Regions from separate parts of the Homo sapiens genome. Here regions 1, 3 and 4 are each linked to region 2. The links are chromatin contacts, found by Hi-C or POLR2A ChIA-PET in ENCODE. All regions are on one chromosome and are shown on one strand. The core of a region is the stretch at or near the end of the contact, and the rest is flanking DNA. Distances in the headings are between cores, read along the strand shown.

Region 1 (2,700 bases), core at 35-2,534, 660 kb after region 2:
TGGTGTGCTTATTTCACATTGCGTGCCTGTATCAAAACATCTCATGTACCCATAAATATACACACCTACTTTGTACCCACAAACATTTAAAAAAAAGAATAAAAGGAATGCTGTAAACAACTTTATGCTCATAAATTCAACAACATAGAAGAACCAATTCTACAAACTATAGGCCACAAACCACAAAAATCACAAATGATCAAAACTGAACCAATATAATCGGAATAGTCCTATAACCATTAAATAAATTGGGTTTATAACTATAAAGCTCTCAAAAAAATAAATCTCCAGGCCCATGTGGTTTTACTGAGAATTCTACCAAACATTTGAAAAAGATTTTACACAATCTCTTCCAGAAAATGAGAAGGAAACACTTCCCAACTCATTTTATAAGGCGATTATTAACCTGATACAAAATTCTAAGACAGTATCGGAAGGAAGGAAGGAAGAGAGGGAGGGAGGGAGGGAAAGGGAAGGAGGGAGGAGAAGGGAAGGGGGAGGGAGGAAGGAAGGGAGGAAGGAGGGAGGGAAGGAAAGGAAGGAAGGAAAGGAAGGAAGGAAGGGAGGGAGGAAGGAAGGAAGGAAAGAAGAAAGGAAGGAAGGGAGGGAGGAAGGGAGGGAGGAAGGAGCCACAGACCAGTATCTTTTGTGAACATAGGCACAAAAACTACTCCACAAAATATTAGCAAATAAAATATAATATTTTATATAAACGACTATACACCATGATCAAGTAGGATTTATTCCAGGTGTTTGTACTTGTCAGGGTTCTCTAGAGAAACAGAACCAGTAGGAGATGAAAAAGAGAGAGAGAGACACACACAAGGAATTGAGGAATAGGCTCATGGAATTATGGAGGCTGAGAAGTCCCATGATCTGTCATCTGTAAGCTGGAAACCCAGGAAAACTGTTAGTATAATTTAGTCTGAGCTTGAAAGTTTGAGAACCAGGAAGCCAGTGGTATAAATCCCAGCCAAAGGGCTGGAGAAGATGAGATGAGATGTCTCAATTCAGGCAAGCAAACAGGAAGCAAAAAGGGCAGTTTTCTTCTTTTTCCACCTCTTGTTCTATTCAGGCCCTCAGTGAATTGGATCATGCTCACCCACATCAGGGCAGGCAATCTACTTATTGAGTTCACTGATTCAAATGATAACCTCACCTGGAAACATCCTCACAGACCCAGAAATAATGTTTAATCTAAGCACCCATGGCCAGTCAAGTTGAGACATAAAATTAGCCATCACAGTACAGGCATACCTGGGAAATGACGCAGGTTCAGTTCCAGACCATCACAATAAAGCAAATATTGCAATAAAGTGAGTCACAAAAAGAAAAAGTCAGTGTTACAGCTTTTAGAATTTGTCTAGCAGGTTTTCTGGAAAACCTTCACAAAAAAAGGAGAAAGAGTGCATATAAAATGCTTATGTTGATACCATACTGTAGTCTATTAAGTGTGCAATAGCATTATGTCTATAAAACAATGTACATACTTTAAAAATATTTTATTGTTAAAACATGCTATCACAGAGACACAAAGTGAGCACATGCTGTTGGAAAAATGGTACTGATAGACTTGCTTAATGCAGGGTTGCTACAAATCTTCAATTTGTAAAAAACATAATATCTGCAAAGCACAGTAAAACAATGTATGCCTGTAGTCAAGCGTGGTTCAATACTCAAAAACCAATGTAATTCACCATATCGATAGGCTCAAGAAAGAAAATCATATTATCATATTCATTGACACAGAGAAAACATTTGACAAAATCCAACACCCATTTATATTTAAAAAAAAAAAAACCTTTCAGCAAGTTAGCATGATAGGGGAACTACCTTAACTTGATAAAAGGCATCTACAAAAACCCTACAACTAACATCACAGTTAATGGTGAAAGAGTAACTGGCTTCCACCTGTTTAGAAACCAGGCATGGATGTTCACTCTCATCACTCATTCAACATAGTACTGGAAACACAACACAATAAGACAAGAAAAAGAAATAAAAAGAACACCGATTAGAAAGGAAGAATAAATCTGTCCTTACCTGAAGATGGCATGCTTTTCTATATAGAAAAGCCTAATGAATCTACCAAGCAAATAAACAACAAAAATCCTCTACAACTAATAGGTGAGCTTGAAAGTTTGCAGGATTCAAGATTAACGTGCAAAAGCCAAATGTATTTCTATATATTAACAGAGAGCATGTGGAAACCAAAATGAAAAACACTATACCATTTATAATTGTTCCAAAGAACAGTACATACTTAGATATAAACTTAACAAAACACATACAGGATCTGTATGGTGAAAATTACAAAATACTAATGAAAGAGATCAAAGAAGACTGAAATAAATGGAGTGCCATAGCATATTTATGGATTAGAATACACAACATAGTAAAGATAGCAATTCTTCCCAAACTGATCTATAGATGTAATGCAATTCCTATCAAAATCCCAGCTAGGCTTTTTGTAGAAATAAACAAGCTTATTCTTGAAAAAGAAGAATAAAGTGGGAGGAATTACTGTATTTGATATTAAGCCCTAATATGTAGTTACAGTAATAAAGACCGTGTGATATTGGTGGAAATATAGACATACAGATCAATGCAACAGAAGAAAGAACGCATCTGGTTTTTTTTCTTCTTTTTTTATTATGGCAGAGTACATGTAACATATAGTTTGCTATTCCAACTGATTTT
Region 2 (2,700 bases), core at 44-2,543:
ACAAGTTGTTACACACACACACACACACACACACACACACACACACACACACGGATAAAAGGAAGAATCCATCTGGAGCATGGTCGAACAGCCAGTCAGAACAGGTCTGCAGAGAAGCACTGTAGGGAAATAATGCTGCAGCTGAGAATGATGATAGATAACGATCGTTGAGGGGTTACAATATGTTAAACAAAAGTTGTTTATATGTGTTTACTTGTCAAGACTCACAACAAATCTATGGGGTAAATGTTTTTATCATCCTTTATCAGCCCATTTTATAGATGTGGATAATAGGCACAGAGTGACTAAATAACTTGCCCAAAGTTATGTAGCTGGCAAATGGCCGAACTGAAATTCAAACACTGACACTATTAGTCACACACAAACCCAACATCAGTTGATATCCTGAAGGAGACCAAGGCAGGGCGAGACACAAATCACTGAGAACACCCAATTGTGCTCAGTACTACTCTGGTCTTATGTAACAAAGTCATCATACATGTGCGAACTCTGGAACCAGACAGATCTATGTTCAAATTCTTGTTCCACTGCGTACAAGCTGGGGCTGTGTGATCTTGAGCAAGACACTGAATTACTCTGGGCCCCAAGTTGCTCAATGTTGTCTTGAGAAGTAGACATCGTGGGTACAAATCACCTAGCACCTTTTCACATAGCAAGCTTTCAACAAACAATATTATTGTTGATACTTTAATAGTTCAAATTGTGGTATCCATTACCTACCTCCCATCCCAATTTAGAAATTAACATCATCCCCATAGCACAGAAAAGGACACAAATAGACTAAGTAATTTACACAGAACTGACAGCAGGTCAGCCCAGGGCAGGAAGTCAAATCCAAAATTTCCCAGTGTCCAATTTAATCATTTGCAACTTTCAGCTACCTCTGCCAAATTCTCAAATTGTTCCTCTTCCTAAGTCTGTCTTTCTCACCCAAAGAAGAACGTGAGCACTTGTAACCAATGTCAGATTAAGATTAGAAAGATTTTCTGAGTGACAGGACAATCCTCTTGCATTTTCTGGGGGAGATTGGTTCCTGCCAACCAACTGGCAGGAAAAAAAAGGTGACAGCAAGCCGCATAAGTACAAGTATCAGTGGGTGGAGAATGTCAGAAACAAAGAAAACTCTTTAAAATGTTAAATGCAAACTCATTTACTGGTGGCCATAGATAAGATGGCAGAGTTTACTATTGACAGGGACTGTGACAGTGATGAATGAAACCATTCTGGAACTGTGAAGGAAAGTGGCCTGCTGTGAAGGGGGGAAGACATCTGAAGAGGAGCGGGAGGATGCTGTAGGCGGAGGAACAGGAAGAGAACCAGAACTAGTTATGTGTGGGCTGAGGCATTTTCAGTGGCAGAACAAAAAATATAGAAATAATGTTGCTTCTGGTACTTAAAAACCCCCAGGCAGGCATCAATTCCCACCCACCCCTAGTCCCCCACACTAAAATCAGGGACACTATGGCTTCAAAGGGAGAATGAGGGGGAAGGGATAAATGGGTAAGATGCATTTCTACAAATGAAATTAAAGAAAGTCAGTTATCAAATTCCAAAAGGAAGAAAAGGATCCCAAGACAGGGCCAGTATAATGGATGATGTAATCTGCGAACACACAAACGACTATCTCTCAGCACTTAAGGACTATTATAGAAGGACTAGAGGAGTTGGAAAGTCATTGTTCTGAGTTCTTTTCACTTCTCAGTTAAAAGACAACGTGCTGCCAGAAATAAACCAAGTCTGAGTCATAGGTGAAATTGAAAGAAAGTGTTGAAATGAACGGTGAGTTATGGAAATGGGTTTATTTCTCATAAATGAAAATAAAGAATTTTGGTTCACCACATTTCTTTAAAAACTATTGGGGAGAAAGAGAACTCTGCACACTACTTTTTTCAATATTTGACTATTTTAGTGAATATAACCATGTGTTTTAAGTTCACTTTCCCTCAACACAGCTTCGGTATTCATGTTCCTCAAGCAAAGTTGCATTATGTCCTCTGAAATACTCTCATGCACACTGCAAGCATTTATTTGGCTCCTACTGGGTGATAAACATGGATAGTTGGAGAGACCATATCAACAGGCATGAAGCTCGTAAATCCTAATTAAAAGGTGAAGTCTCCACTGTAGGCAAGTTAAAAATAAAAGAGGCCCTAGGGCTGAATGTCAAATATAAGAGAAGGCAACTCTAAAAACCAAGGTAATTTTCATTGACTAGAGTGGTCATGGAACATGTAAGAGAAGATGAGCCTTTAGGAATAGGTCAGATTTCTAGAGAGAGGGGGGAAAAAAGGAGAAAGACTATTTCAAGATGTGAAGGTCCTTCTACCACAAAATTTTCTTTTTGACTGAAAAATTCCTATCTTGCCAAATTAAAAGAAAAATATCCAAAAGTTCAAGTTTCCTAGGCTTTTCAAAACTCCTTTTAATAGCTTTATTATCTGCCATTTTTCACCTTTTTAAAATTCAAAAATCCATTTCTTGGCTCTTAATCTTTTGTTAACTTAAGTAGTCCTCAAATCTAAGCATGTATCTGAATCTCGTGTTTAGCTTATTAAACAGGCAGCTGCTATATGGTCTCTGATTTCAGCCCAAGCAGGTACCTGTCTGGGTGAATTCTGTGGCAGATTTTCAAGGAGGGCCAGATTTTGAGAAACACTGGTACTATTCCTATTAATAAAA
Region 3 (2,700 bases), core at 30-2,529, 530 kb after region 2:
CAAAAAGAACGAAACTCGGTCTCAAAAAAAAAAAAAAAAAAAAGAGACACATCAAATATTTCGTGGAAAGAGAGCTCTGCACTCTTAATTAGAAGACCTGGGGGCCGTGCGCAGTGGCTCAAGCCTGTAATCCCAGCACTTTGGGAGGCCGAGGCGGGTGGATCACCTGAGGTCAGGAATTCAAGACCAGCCTGGCCAACCCCGTCTCTACTAATAATACAAAAATTAGCCGGGCGTGGTGGCGGGCGTCTGTAATCCCAGCTGCTAGGGAGGCTGAGGTAGAAGAATCGCTTGAACCCGGGAGGCAGAGGTTGCAGTGAGCCGAGATCGTGCCATTGCACTCCAGCCTGGGCAACAAGAGTGAAACTCCGTCTCAAAAAAAAAAAAAAAAGAGACCTGGATTCCAGTCCCACCTCTGCCATTAACTTGCTGTGTGGACTTTTGAAATTTCCTTATCCTTTTTAGGCCTGGTTCCTCAGCTGTAGTTCTAATATTCATTAATTCCACTAATATTTACTGTCCACTGCGTGCTGGCACTGTGGTTAAGTACTAGAAATACTGGGGTGAATAATAACAGCCAGTACTTTTTAGTAAATGCTTACTCTAGGCTTGAAATTTTGCTAAGGGAGTCATATGCACTATCTCATCTAATTTTCTATGAAATAGGCACTACTGTGACATTTTCTGTACTTTACAAATGAGGGAACTGAGGCACAGCGAGGTGAAATAACTTTCCTGGGATATCAAAAGGTGTGGTGAAGACAGGATTGGATTCCAGGCAGTGGGGCTTCAGATCTCATTCCAGTAATAATAGGAAACCGTTGGTGTCATAATTACGTGACTATTTCAGTGGCTTGCGTTTTGGTCTCAGCCCAGGAGTACTGGGGGGGTGGGCAATATGAGGGTTCAAGGACGCAGGGGTACATCAGAGAAACCATCAAGAGGTCTGATAAAAAGCGACACCGGGAGCAAGAATCTCTCGCTCTCGCAATTTCCATGCCAGGAAGGTGAAATGGGAGGTGTCAGCGAGTCGTACGCACGGCCTCTTCTCTGGACGCCCGTTGGGTAAAGGAGAGCGTCCGGGTCACGCAGGCCTATAGCAAGTCTCTGAACTCGGCAGGGGGCGGGGAGAAAGGGCACGCAGTGTGCGCGCAGCGGGCGCGCCGGCCCTTCCGACGCCTGCGCGGGCGGGCAAACGGACGGCTCCGCCCAGCCGCCGGCTCCTTTACCCCGCCCCACTACCCCCGCCTTCGCGGCGCTCGTTTCCTGGCGCTCCCCACCTTTAGCGAGACCAACGAGAGAACACCGCCTGCAGCTAGAACAGCCTGGTCAGGAGCGTAACGGAGTGGTGCGCCAACGTGAGAGGAAACCCGTGCGCGGCTGCGCTTTCCTGTCCCCAAGCCGTTCTAGACGCGGGTGAGTGGCGGGGCCTCGACCCCCACCCCAAGCGCACCCTGACTCCCCTCCCTCTCTTGGGGGAGGCCTGGGCCCCAGCCCTCTCCCAGCATGCTCCACGCGGGATGCTTGGGCAGGTGCAGCGGGAGGATTGTCAGCACAGGAGACCGAGAGTCTTCTTCCTGGGGGCGCTCTCTTGGTCCCTCAGAGGGATATCGAGGTTACCATGTCCTCCCTCTCACTTCTCTTCCCTATTTCGTCTTCGTTTTCCGTACTTCACCCCAACTACCTTCACCCAAAAAGGTTCATCTAAAAACCATTGGGGTAGTTTCTGTTTCATTTGTGCTCGTGTGCAGTTTTGTTTCCTTCTGCACAAAGTATCCTATCATATGCATCCCTAGTGTTATATTTTTTGCCTCTGTGATGGGGAAAAAATCTCCTTAGAATAATTTTTGCAAATTATTTTATTTAAAATGTGTAGACTTACTGAGTTTTGATCACTATTTTTGCAGCCAGGAGTAGGATCACCATCAGGAAGAATTCTGACACATATGCCATAATTGAGCAAAGAAACATGTGAATTATGTATTGGCCAGAAATAATGAAAACTGCGTGACATGAAATACAAAAATCCTATATAAATTAATCTTAGAGTGCACCTGACAATTCTTTTTCTTTTTTCTTTCTTTCTTTCTTTTTTTTTTTTGAAACAGAGTCTCGCTCTTGTTGCCCAGGCCGGAGTGCTGTGGTGCGATCTTGGCTCACTGCCTGCAACCTCCGCCTCCCGGGTTCAAGCAATTCTCCTGCCTCAGCCTCCTGAGTAGCTGGGATTACAGTCATATGCCACCATGCCCGGCTAATTTTTGTATTTTTAGTCGAGACAGGGTCTCACCATGTTGGCCAGGCTGGTCTTGAACTCCCTACCTCAGGTGATCCACCTGCCTCGGCCTCCCAAAGTGCTGGGATTACAGGCGTGAGCCACCGCACACAGCCGACAATTCTAATATTATGCCGAGCTTGTTTTCTGTCACTTCTCTTCTTGGAACTGTGTTTATTGACCAAGTTCTGTGAGTGACACAGGAAAGTCTTCCTGCCTCTTGCCCCACCCACCGCTCAGAAATTACATCTGCCAAGCTATTCCACACCTTGTCTTTCTGGTAGAAGTCAAAATTCCATTTCCTCTAGCAGAAAACCACAGGAGTGGTTTCCTTGTAGCAATATGGTGCTGTTGGGTGCAAAATATCAGTTATGGTCAACAGATCCCACTTTTTTCCCATTTGTATGAAAACAAGGATATTCAGTAAC
Region 4 (2,700 bases), core at 155-2,654, 680 kb after region 2:
TTGAGGTTCCCCCCAAATTACTCTCCTTCTACTCCTCCCTTGCTGACCCTGATTCACTCAGGAACTCTGTGAGAAAGCCGAGGCTCAGAGAAAGTGAGGAATTCAACTTAGCTCACACAGCTGGTATATGGCAGTTTCCGTTCAGACCGACGTTGGCCTGACCCCTTAGCCAGGGTTCCTGACCCCTGTGCCGGGCTATCTCCTACGGGGCTATGATCACTTGTTTTCTTTCTTTTTTTCTTTTCTTTTTTGAAGAATAGTGGCTTTGTGTTTTCTTCGGTGTCAGGGCAATAGTAAATCAAATATTAACTAAACATCCTCAGGAAAACTTTGCAAGTAAAACCACGTGCCTATATTTACAGAAATTAAAGGCTTTAAAATAAATGGCAGTTAAATTACGAAATTGGGCAATAGATGTGATTTTTTTTCTCTACTCGGTGATGTAGATAAAAGAAACACATTTTGTATTTTTATCAGTTACTTAATCTTAGTTATCATGTATTAATCTTCTGAATGTGCTTCTTTTAAACAACTTTATTGAGGCATCAGTGACATATAATAAACTACATATATTTAAAGTGTACTATTTATTTGTTTTTAGGAAACTTCGCTAGCAGAAATAAAGTGTCCAATTAATTAAATTTTGACAAGTGCACATGTGAAACAATTGTGTTTATGCCAATCAAAGTCATTTATAGCTACAGCGGCACCCACAGACATGCCAACCCAGGACAGGTACTAAGCCTAGTGGCTTTGGTGCAGGTTCATGCTCGCATAAAGGCCACCAGATGAGTAGGTTCGCTGAAGAAAGACTTCAAAGCACCTACTGCCAGCTACTGCCAGCGAAGTCCGAAGCGCCACCTTTAGACATAAAAGGGCAGCACTTCATCGTTCTTTTCGCGCAGAGGCCACAATTAACTGGCAAGGATTGCAAGCTACTCCTGGCGCCAAAGCCAAGAATAGAGCTGTATCCAACTGTAAAAACAAACTGCATTTAAAGCTGAGGCCTCCAGGGGGAGAAAGGTCCTGGAGGAATGCCTAGAAAGCTGCCAAGCCGCCGGAGTCACTAGCTCAAAGTACAATAGTGGCTTTGCTGAACAAGGTCGCCTTGACCGCTGGCAGCGAGTGCGGCCTTTCACAGCTGCAGCCGGCCCCCAAAACGTACCAAACGCAAGAGACACAAAAGGCCAATGTTTCGCCCTGATCGCTGTGTTCCTGGTCCGCAACCCAGACCCACGTGCCTGAAGGCGCGCCAGCCGGGCCCAGTTGCCCCTCCTTCCGCCACCTTCTCAGTGCTCCGCCCAGTAGGGAAACCGAAGGATTGATTAAAACCGACCCTCCTCTTCCCTTTAACAAGACCAAAAGTGGGTGGAGAGGGAAGGGAAGTCTAAACGCGTCTGATTAGTTTCGTTTTTATTAAAATCTTCACGTGATTGCCGTACTCTTGACTCAGCGATTTCTCCAAACGGCCTCCTTGAATTTATTGGTTTGTCATCACCGCCTTCATCTTTTCTTGTACAGTCCTACCTACCAGTTTTGAACATTTAAACGGAATTCCTCCATTCAATACAAAGAACAAATACATTTTAAACCTTTAAAAATGAAGATCAAGATTTGATTTCTAAAAATTCAATTTAGTCAATTCATTTAGCCAAATTCATTTCAAGCCCACAAATGACAAGATATGGGTTTTAAATAACCACTTGACATGAGGCTCCTCCCTCATTTCCCACAGAAGGAACTGCCACACATTTTCTTAAAAGGACCATCAGTTTTTCTCACTCTTCTACCTTGGTTCCCGAGCAGTGGGACCACAGGTATGCACCAACACGTCCAGCTATTTTGTGCATTTTTTTTGTAGAGACGGGGTTTTGCTATGTTTCCCACACTGGTCTTGAACTCCTGGGTTCATGCGATCCTACTGCCTTGGCCTCCCAAAGTGCTGGGATTGCAGGCGTGAGCCACCGCGCCTAGCTACTTAGCAATTTTCATTCCACAACATATTGTAATGAACTGTAGTTACCATGTTGTATAATAGATCTTATAGATTCGTTCTTAAGCAAATGAGTGATTAGATTAAAAACTTGATAAACAGTTGTCCTGGAATTTTTTCTCCCTCAATAGTGACAACTCAATAGTCACCTCAATAGTGACAATTCTGGAAAGTTTTGTGCAAATCAAATTTTAAAAAATCAAACCTGGATTTTGTTTTTAAAGTTTACTTTAATCTTTTTTAAAATTTTATTTTATTTTGTTTCGAGACAGAGTCTCACTCAGTCACCCAGGTTGGAGTGCAGTGGTGCGATCTCGGCTCACTGCAACCTCTGCCTCCTGGGTTCGAGCGATTCTCCTGCCTCAGCCTCCGGAGTAGCTGGGATTACAGGTGCACCACCACACCTGGTTATTTTCAGTAGAGATGGGTTTTCACCATGTTGGCCAGGCTGGTCTCCAACTCCTGACCTCAAATGATCTTCCCCACCTTGGCCTCCAAAGTGCTGGGATTACAGGCATGAGCTACCGGGCCTGGCCATATATTAATCTTTACAATAAAAATAATACACTCCCATTATAGAAAATGTAGACAGACAATTCAAAAGAATAAAAGGAAATTATTTACAATCTTTACACTCAGAAACAATCTGTTAATAATTTGGTGTCTTTCCTTCCAGTATTCTTATTATGGATTTTGTTTGTTTTTCC

What was found. Hi-C counts contacts between places; a loop is a spot of excess contacts on that map. ChIA-PET counts read pairs that join two places held with the same protein, here RNA polymerase II (POLR2A). Pooled maps may share reads with other maps.
Region 1: a map with no recorded cell type shows a loop between it and region 2 (4-fold over the local background). The contact joins two enhancer-like sites. A Hi-C loop is called at or near these places in 2 of 37 single-sample maps with no recorded cell type and 5 of 50 pooled maps. POLR2A ChIA-PET finds 5 or more read pairs at or near these places in 1 of 52 experiments (OCI-LY7).
Region 3: a loop to region 2 is called in a pooled map, with 6 times the contacts of the local background. The contact joins the promoter of C1GALT1C1 here to the enhancer-like site in region 2. A Hi-C loop is called at or near these places in 2 of 37 single-sample maps with no recorded cell type and 5 of 50 pooled maps.
Region 4: a loop to region 2 is called in a pooled map, with 4 times the contacts of the local background. The contact joins two enhancer-like sites. A Hi-C loop is called at or near these places in 3 of 37 single-sample maps with no recorded cell type and 7 of 50 pooled maps.

Annotation. Positions count from the first base shown.
Region 1 is chrX:120,503,340-120,506,039 of GRCh38, reverse strand. It overlaps the pseudogene RNU7-86P and the pseudogene LOC124900489. Among named protein-coding and RNA genes, the nearest start is that of LAMP2, 35 kb to the right of the region's middle. Within about 2 kb of position 1,284, at least 2 of the 41 ENCODE cell types and tissues checked have a DNase peak (open chromatin) inside an H3K27ac peak, as active enhancers do.
Region 2 is chrX:121,160,169-121,162,868 of GRCh38, reverse strand. No RefSeq gene overlaps it. Among named protein-coding and RNA genes, the nearest start is that of GLUD2, 110 kb to the right of the region's middle. RefSeq lists an enhancer at 1,244-1,493. Within about 2 kb of position 1,293, at least 2 of the 41 ENCODE cell types and tissues checked have a DNase peak (open chromatin) inside an H3K27ac peak, as active enhancers do.
Region 3 is chrX:120,628,633-120,631,332 of GRCh38, reverse strand. C1GALT1C1 (C1GALT1 specific chaperone 1) reads left to right here and starts at 1,279. Exons shown (of 2, transcript NM_001011551.3): 1 at 1,279-1,416. RefSeq lists a silencer at 1,042-1,311 and an enhancer at 971-1,898.
Region 4 is chrX:120,484,500-120,487,199 of GRCh38, reverse strand. No RefSeq gene overlaps it. Among named protein-coding and RNA genes, the nearest start is that of LAMP2, 17 kb to the right of the region's middle. Within about 2 kb of position 1,404, at least 39 of the 41 ENCODE cell types and tissues checked have a DNase peak (open chromatin) inside an H3K27ac peak, as active enhancers do.